2 separate regions of the Homo sapiens genome follow, and region 1 is linked to region 2. The links are chromatin contacts, found by Hi-C or POLR2A ChIA-PET in ENCODE. All regions are on one chromosome and are shown on one strand. The core of a region is the stretch at or near the end of the contact, and the rest is flanking DNA. Distances in the headings are between cores, read along the strand shown. Region 1 holds the start of SSPN (sarcospan). Region 2 overlaps RASSF8 (Ras association domain family member 8).

Region 1 (3,931 bases), core at 1,126-3,625, 150 kb before region 2:
ATGAGAGTTGTTCCTGGCCTGGCTCCTCAGAGACCCTCCTCACTAGTCTCAGGACATCTCTACTAGCTGCTCTCCTCTACATAGATTCTCAGTTGAAAGAAAATCTAAGATGACAGATTTCATCAGGGCTATGTACTGAGAGCAAACTTCAAATGAATCCTAGATGATAAAAAAGAAAACCAGAAAGAGCAGAGACCTGGCTGTATATAATGCCCTTTGTGCAACACCCAGGGAGCTTCCAGGGCAATTAGGAACATCATCTCCCACAGGAGCTTTAGTTCATAAAATTTCTGAGTTGCATGGTTTTTATGTTCATGCCTTAAACCCTAAAATAAGTTTTTTCTCCATCTAATTTGCCTCTTTGGTGCTGAGCTTTTGAAGCTGCAATAAAGGAAGGATGGGGAACACATTTGCAAATGATATTTAAAAACACTGAATGAAAGAGCTTCATTCTTTGTTTGTTTTAATTCCCCTGGCATTAAAGGACAGACATATTTTCCCCCTGGGTATGTGGATCGTCATTGAGGTGCCTGAAATACCCAGTATATCTTACTGAAAAGCTATTTTTAAAATCACTTGATTTAGAAAACTCCAATCATGGTAATTTCATGGGAATTCTTAGTACAAAAATTAAAGTTTTAAATTACTATGCAAAAATTGTGTATTCAAATAATCTTAATTAGGAAATACCTCCATCGATGCATATATATCAGGTCTCTCTAATGTCTGTCCCTGATACAAAATTATTTTGAGGGACGTTTTGTGAGTTACAGTTCCTGTGGTCAGTAATAGCAGTAAGGATGCAATATGAGACAAGGAGTCAAAAATGTCATTTCTAGTCTCTCTTGATTCGACCACATTCAATCTCTGGGCTTGAGAATGTCATCTAACTTCTCTTAGCCTATTTCCTCACATCCAAAAGGAATAACAGTTCCCACTTCAAAGTGTTGTTTCGTGGCTCAAATGAAATAATGCATGTGAAAGAGTTTAATATGCTACAAGACACTGTAATATAACATAATATTAAAGTTACAAACCAAATGTGGTGGCAGTGTGGTTCAATGAGGAAAACGCAGATATAGTCTAGCATAAAGAGGAATCAGCATGGCTGAATGCTTTACCCACTCATGACCCTGGGTGAGTCTGGCCTGGGTTCCCTCATTTGAGAAGTGAGAATGATTAAAACGATCCCATCAGGACGATGTGGGGATTAGAAATAATATGTGTCAGGCCTCTAGCAGGGCGAGCACACAGTAGGTATTCAGTAAGTGGCACCCGTTTTACATTAAAGAATTCATTTAATCAAGCCAAGTATGCTACATGTTTCAACACTCACAACAGCTGAGTACTGTTCAACTTAGAACAGTACATCCATCGGTGGAGTCCCAAATATACTTCTGCCATGGCCAGCGCCCTGGGTTTATCCCACTTTAGACTCCAGTGGATTAAGGCTGTGCTTGCTGTATTCGCATTTCCTGCCTTAGCCCATCATTTCAGGAAACTTACTAATGGAGCCTCAGTTTAAAACATAAAATGAATGCTACTCAATGTGGCAACTCCAAGTACAGGCTTTCTCCTCTCCTGCTTTCACTAGATGAACTTAATTCACTTTTTGCCACTTGTTTAAGGACAGGGGTGGGGTCTGGGTAACAGGATAAGGAAAAAGCCCGAATGAATCCGCTGTTGTTATTGAGGCTGTTCAGTCTGACCAAAATAAGCAGCTTTTGAAATGAACTCCCCAGCTCCAGAGCGTCAGAGTCAGGCCCCGTGGAGGCGCTGGGAGCCGCGAGCAGGAGAGGGGCAGGAGCCCTATCGCGTCCAGCCCTGCCCCGCCCGGGAAAACCCAGTGCCCCACGCATCAGTCACCGAGCAGAGCGCGAGTTAGAAGAGTGAACCCGGGGAAGGGCACATGCAGCTGGGTTAGTCTCAACTCGACCATGCGACTTCGCATTCCTGTTTGGCAAACGCGCTTAGGCAAAACAGACTTGATGCTTACAATGATCCCAGCCCAAAATGGAGTGTCCCTGACTAGCAGGGAGGAGCTGATGCTCGCCATGAGGAAGCCCACCACGGTCACGGCGATGCCCAGGGCCAGCTGCAGCAGGGCGAGCAGCAGCGGGAACCGGCAGCCGCAGCAGGTCCGGGGCTCCTCCTCCCCGCACTCCTTGGGGGCCCCCGTGCCCTTCTTCGGCTCCATGTCGTCGGGCCCAGCGGCGTCCGCGGCCGGCGGGCCCCCCTGCCTCTGCTGGCCGCGTGGCTGCTTGTTCTTGCCCATGGCGCTGCGAGGCTGGGTGGGTGGGTGGGTGCGTGTGCGGCGCCCTGGGCCCTGGAGCGCGGCGCACGGCTGGCTCGGCCTGCCCTGGTATTCGAATTATGGAGGCTGAACAAATATGGAAAACATTTGGAGCCGACTCACCGAGCCTCCAAAGGCCACGGGGAGCCCGCAGCAGAGGGGGGATTCGAGGGGGGTCGCCAACTGCCAACGCGCCGGGACGCAGCGCCTGCCGGGCCCCGGGCAGGATTTGCAGGTCGCCCGCGGAAACCGGCGCGGGTCCCTTGGCCGCCTGAACCTCTGCACTTCAGACAGGCTGCGAGTGCGCGCGTGTGCGAGTGCGGGGCGTCTGTTTTCCTCACTCAAAACTCCAGGATTGTTTTGGTTTTGCTTTCTGTGAAGTGCAATGCAAGGTGATGAATGTTGAAATCGTTTGAGCTTAATTAATACACAGTTTAATCCAAAATAGGCACTGCTGGGCTCTAAGCTGCGAAGTCATTTCCAGAAGTTAAGTCGTTGTTACTTTCCTACAGAGGCACAGGCTCTTTTCTTCCTACTTTCTGTAATCCAGCTGACAAATGAATAAAGGCATTTTTCGCATTTAGGTGTTTTTGAATCTTTCTAAAGATATTGGACTAATTGTGAACTCTCTTTCACATATGTTATTAATTATTATTATTATTTTCCAAACAGGGGCTCACTGTGTTGCCCAGGCTGGAGTGCATTGTCACCATCCTAGCTCACTGCAGCCTCAGACTCCTGGACTCAACAGCTTCTCTCTCCTCAGTCTCCAAGTGGCTGGGACTACAGGCAATCACCACCACATCTGGCTAATTTTTTAAAATTTTTTTCATAGAGATGGGATCTCATTATGTTGTCCAAACTGGTCTTGAACTCCTGGCTTCAAGGGATCCTGCTGCTTCAGCTTCCCAAAGTGCTGGAATTACAGGCGTGAGCCACCATGCACCCGGCCTCTCACGTGTATTTGTTTTTAAAAGCTCTGTTGGCTCACGCCTGTAATCCCAACACTTTGGGAGGCCGAGGTGGGCGGATCACAAGGTCAGGAGTTCAAGACTAGCCTGGCCAACATGGTGAAACCCCGTCTCCACTAAAACTACAAAAATTAGACAGGCGTGGTGGCACGCACCTGTAGTCTCAGCTACTCGGGAGGCTGAGGCAGGAGAATCGCTTGAACCTGGGAGGCAGAGGTTGTAGTGAGCCGTGATCATGGCACTGCACTCCAGCCTGGGCGACAGAGCAAGACTCCTAGTTAGTCTTCACTCATCTCCACAACAGTGCTTAGGGGGATTGGATTGACCATCTTAGAGATAGACGCTTTTACTCAGTCAATATTTAAGAGTTATTTTTAAAGCACCTACAATGTGCTAGGATATAAAGATGTTCAAAATAGACTTGGTCCTGGCCCAGAGTCACAGAAGAAATCAATAAAACTGATTATTCTTATTCCCGCATACCTCTACTCAGTAGCACTTAGAGCAAATTTCAGCGAAACCACTAAAAAATGATCCCATCACTTTGGGGGTATTTATATCTCCTTTGGTATGGTCATTGTAACATTCAGAAAGCTATATTCAAAAATAAGTGATGTTGCCAAGATGTTAGGATAAAGGCTACTCCTAGCTTGTTTGCTATTGGAAA
Region 2 (4,368 bases), core at 384-2,883:
AATTTGGGTTAATTTTTGCCAGTCAATTAAAGTTCACAGTGGAAATGTAAGATTTTTATGTAGTAATTGTAATTCAAGGAAAAACAAAATCTTTATGTAAAATTACCTGTTTTAGAAAACTAAGAGATATGTTTTCAATAATCAAAGGCTCATCTCAAAAATTAGCCCAGCTTCAGAATAATTCCTCTTACTAATCTAATTTACTAGCCAACACCACTAAAAAGTCATTTCTTCCCATCCCTTCCAAGTTATGTTTTGTAAAATCATTCTAATACCCCATGGAAACACAAGAACATGCTTATTAGACTGAATTCTTCTGTGACATCTATCTGACAGAAGTGCACTTACAAGGCAAGTATTTAGCTTGGGATTTTAAGCCCAGAACACCATACCTTAAAAAAGATGAAGGAGGGCTGGGCACAGTGGTTCACGCCTGTAATCCCAGCACTTTGGGAGGCCAAGGTAGGCGGATCACCTGAGGTCAGGAGTTCGAGACCGGCCTGGCCAATATGGTGAAACCCCGTCTCTACTAAAAATACAAAAAAAAATTAGCTGGGTATGGTGGTGGGCACCTGTAATCCCAGCTACTAGGGAGGCTGAGGCAGGAGAATCGCTTTAACATGAGAGGTGGAGGTTGCGGTGAGCCAAGAATGCACCATTGCACTCCAGCCTGGGCGACAAGAGTGAAACTCCGTCTGAAAAAAACAAAACAAAACAAAACAAACAAACAAAAAACAAAACAAAAACAAAAAGGTGAGAGAGGAAGAAGGCACAGAGAGGCTAGAGAGAGCCATGAGTGGCATGAAAAAATAGCCACTTGGGAGGTATGAAAAATGAAAATAGTGCAAAGGAATGAATGGAGAGCAACACACAGAAATGTACAATTCAGTCTTGGTCAGGGCTTCCAATGGCCCTGTAGCCCTCATTACAAGACAATTCCTGATGGGCCCAATCTCTCCAGTACTAGTAGCCCTGAGTCACCTCTAACTGGAATCCACCATTCCACACAAATGCCATTATTCTCAGCATATGCATCTTTCTTTTCTTTTTTTCCCCCTCCTCTCTACCACTCCAGCCTTGCTATATTCTTCTTCCCAAGTCATAAGCCTACCAGCAACACTCAAAAATACATTTGGTTCTACCTGGTGAAGGCTCTAAAGAAGCTGTCAGCTTCTCATACCTAGAGATGTCAGGGATGGGTGAATGATGGTACTTTCTCCAGGCATGTAAAAGGTTATGCATTTCAGAGTTCCCGGAAACCAAATGGATCAGCACAGTGCACAGTGAGTGCTTTTAATTTTATGCTGCCTCAGCATCCATTTTTAAATATAAGTCAACCCGGCTCAATTGCCCTTGACATAGTTTCCAGTACTACAGCCTACCCAAATGGTTCCAGCCAGTGGCCAGGAATAAAAACTTGGAGGTATCTCTCCTGCCTCATGGACTGGGCTTCCTGCTTTCTAGCCGCTTCCTTTAAATGGACCCTTACGGCATCTGCCTGTGACTCACATTTCATTACCCAAAATAGAATGCTACTTGCCAGCTCCCTTTCTCTCTACCTGCTTGCAACCTGACCTACCTACATGTGGCCTCCAGGCGTGCTGTGTACCCCCCAGGGTCAGTAAGTACTACAAACTCTTAAACTTTCACAGTGTGGCTGTCTTTGAAGCCATGCCTACAATCTGACCCCTGATGGCAGGGCAGCCCTGAAGGGACCCAGGCAGGTGGATCTCCTGCTGGTGCTCTTTTGTCCAGGCCTCTCTGCTGCTAGAGACGGTAGTTACCAGCTAAGTCGACATAGTTTCATTCAAAGCATTAATATGTCTCGCCTTTCATAGCTGGCAGCCCACTGGTCATCAACTAGTACAGTCATTTCACTGAACATAGAAGGCTGAGGCCTGGCCAGGTTATACACAGGATCAAGGTCCCATGCACAGGTGACGGCAGAGCCAGTCTTTGCACAAAACTACTTTAGATTATTCAGAAAACTGAAATTAAATGATTAAGTTTTACATATATTAAAGGGCCCAGTACAGAAGATGTTGAGGGAGTTGCCCCTCTCAAGAATTCTAGTTAAAAGAGATCATAAAATGAGTTATTATTGATATAAGAACATTAGCAAGAAAAAACTGTGTGTGGTCTGTTCTTGCTAATTTTCTTAAATGTTTATGGAAGGTGGAACAATATGGGACCTTACAATTTGACCTTCCTGGCACAAAATCTCATAAATAAGAAATATAAAAATAATATACCATTGGGCTCCATTTCTTGCTGCAGTATTATAAAAAGGAACATAAAAAGCCATCTGTTTTGCAATTATACTTTCTGTTAGGTTCCCAGACTACTTTGCAACCCTCCAGAGATGATCTGAGGCATGTGTGCAGTGCCAAGTTCTATGATGGTTTAACTCCCGTTAAAGCTCTCAGAACTGGGATTAGAGACCACACTCTCAAAGTCTTCATGTGAAAATCCCTGAACTCTGCCATCAATTAAATTATGCTTTCTACTACATGTGCTATTTCATGGCTTTCTTTCACAAATCATGAGAAAACTGACAGTGAGTATAATACACTCCTATGGAAAAACAAAATTAGTGAAAACTTGGTGATATTTTAAGGTAGATTTAAGTATAACTATATCTGTGATATTTCTCCTTAAGCAGGTACACATTGGTACCTTCATTGAAAACTAACTAGCCAAATGGTAACACCTTGCTTTTACTGAATCTAGCAACAAGAATTCTTACTATGTGAAAGACGCAATGTTGACTGTTTTATATAAATACTATTTTTTTTTAAAGAGATGGGGTCTCCTTATGTTGCCCAGCTGGTCTTGAACTTCTGGTCTCAAGTGATTCTCCTACCTCGATCTCCCAAAGTGCTGGGATTATAGCCCTGAGCCACTGTGCCCAGGCACCCTTTTATTTAATCCTTTAAAAAATTTTTTAAATCTTTTTGGCTGTCACCAAGGCAGAACAGATATTTAATCCTTTTAATACTCATCTGTTGCTCTATGTGACATGAATTATTAAACAAAAGAGGAAATGCAGGCATAGAGAATCAGTAACTTACTCAGGGTTACCCACCCAGTAAGTGGCAGATGCAAATCTAACACTCAGAACCACTAGTGACACAGTTACTTCTATTCATGAAATAAAGTTATTAGCAAAGTTTGCAAGGACATTTGTAATCACTAATTCTGGCTTAGGAGAGAAAGTAATCAAGTAAATGTGACCATGGGAATTATAATTTCCAACACTACTAAACCAAATGATATAAATTTAGTCAATTGTTGCCACAGAAATAAGGAGAAGAAAGAGGTGGTGTTCAAATCAGACTTAGGAATATACAACCCCTGAGGTTCCTGGTGAAAACTGCTCCTTCCAGTCTCTCTCATCTCAGTAAAGCAGGAATAGAGCTCCAGTCTGAATCCAGATGTTATCTGATCGCCCAAATCTATGTCCTTTCCATTAAAATCTGTCTGCCAAAAATAGAATCACTTTTCTTCTGCACACCTGAATAGGTATGGGCCACCTGATTAGGGACTTTTTGTCTACGTAAGAGATGGCAAATTAAGTTCGTTACCTTCCAGTCACCATTCAGGTATAATGAATCTAATTCCTTAATTTAATATTTAAAAATCAAACTACTTGAATTATTTACATATTTAATATTTAACATTTTGCAATGAAATCCACCATTCTACTTAATAGGGGATAAAAAGACATTTATTTTTTATCCATGAAACCAAGATGACTATGGACTTCTCATTTATGGTATTGTAAATATTGAGCCCATAAATCCTGACAAACAAGAACATTTCTATAGTTACAATAAAGTAAATGTGAAAACTTTTCAACAAAACATTGTCCATTGTGAGGACTACAGTGGTGGCTTCAAAGAGCCAAATGTCACATATCAAAGCATATTCCTTTGCAGGTATACATTTTTAAAGCTAAGTTGGTATGGAAATACTTCAAAGACAAAATAAAATAATTTTGTGAGGAAACGGTAATAAAACAAATATGTAAGATTAAGGAAAATTTGAGCCCCTGACTCATGAGTCAGAGTGGCTGCTAGACTACAAAACTTCTATTGGACTTCAATGTTAAAATTTAATGAGCACAGCAGGCAAAGCAGAAAACTTTAATGTTTCTTAAAATTTCTTTACTATACTTATTCAGTTGATAAAATATTAAATGCTTTAAGGATATGGAAGCCAAAAATAATATTTGGTAAAACCAATCATGCATGATCCCTATGAGTCTTTGTTAAATTAAGGCTATTTCAGTTCATAGAGAACAAAAAAAGTGTCCATTCAAACAATTTGAAAAGGCAGTTAGTTTTTTCCTAATCTCTAAGGGTTAAG

What was found. Hi-C counts contacts between places; a loop is a spot of excess contacts on that map. ChIA-PET counts read pairs that join two places held with the same protein, here RNA polymerase II (POLR2A). Pooled maps may share reads with other maps.
Region 1: a loop to region 2 is called in a pooled map of gastrocnemius medialis, with 2.1 times the contacts of the local background. The contact joins the promoter of SSPN here to the enhancer-like site in region 2. A Hi-C loop is called at or near these places in 1 of 50 pooled maps. POLR2A ChIA-PET finds 5 or more read pairs at or near these places in 4 of 52 experiments (H1, OCI-LY7, PC-9 and 1 more).

Annotation. Positions count from the first base shown.
Region 1 is chr12:26,194,017-26,197,947 of GRCh38, reverse strand. SSPN (sarcospan) reads right to left here and starts at 2,375. Exons shown (of 3, transcript NM_005086.5): 1 at 1,997-2,375. The coding sequence starts at 2,275.
Region 2 is chr12:26,045,101-26,049,468 of GRCh38, reverse strand. All of the region lies in intron 2 of RASSF8 (Ras association domain family member 8), which reads right to left. Among named protein-coding and RNA genes, the nearest start is that of BHLHE41, 78 kb to the left of the region's middle. RefSeq lists an enhancer at 1,427-2,026. Within about 2 kb of position 1,633, at least 3 of the 41 ENCODE cell types and tissues checked have a DNase peak (open chromatin) inside an H3K27ac peak, as active enhancers do.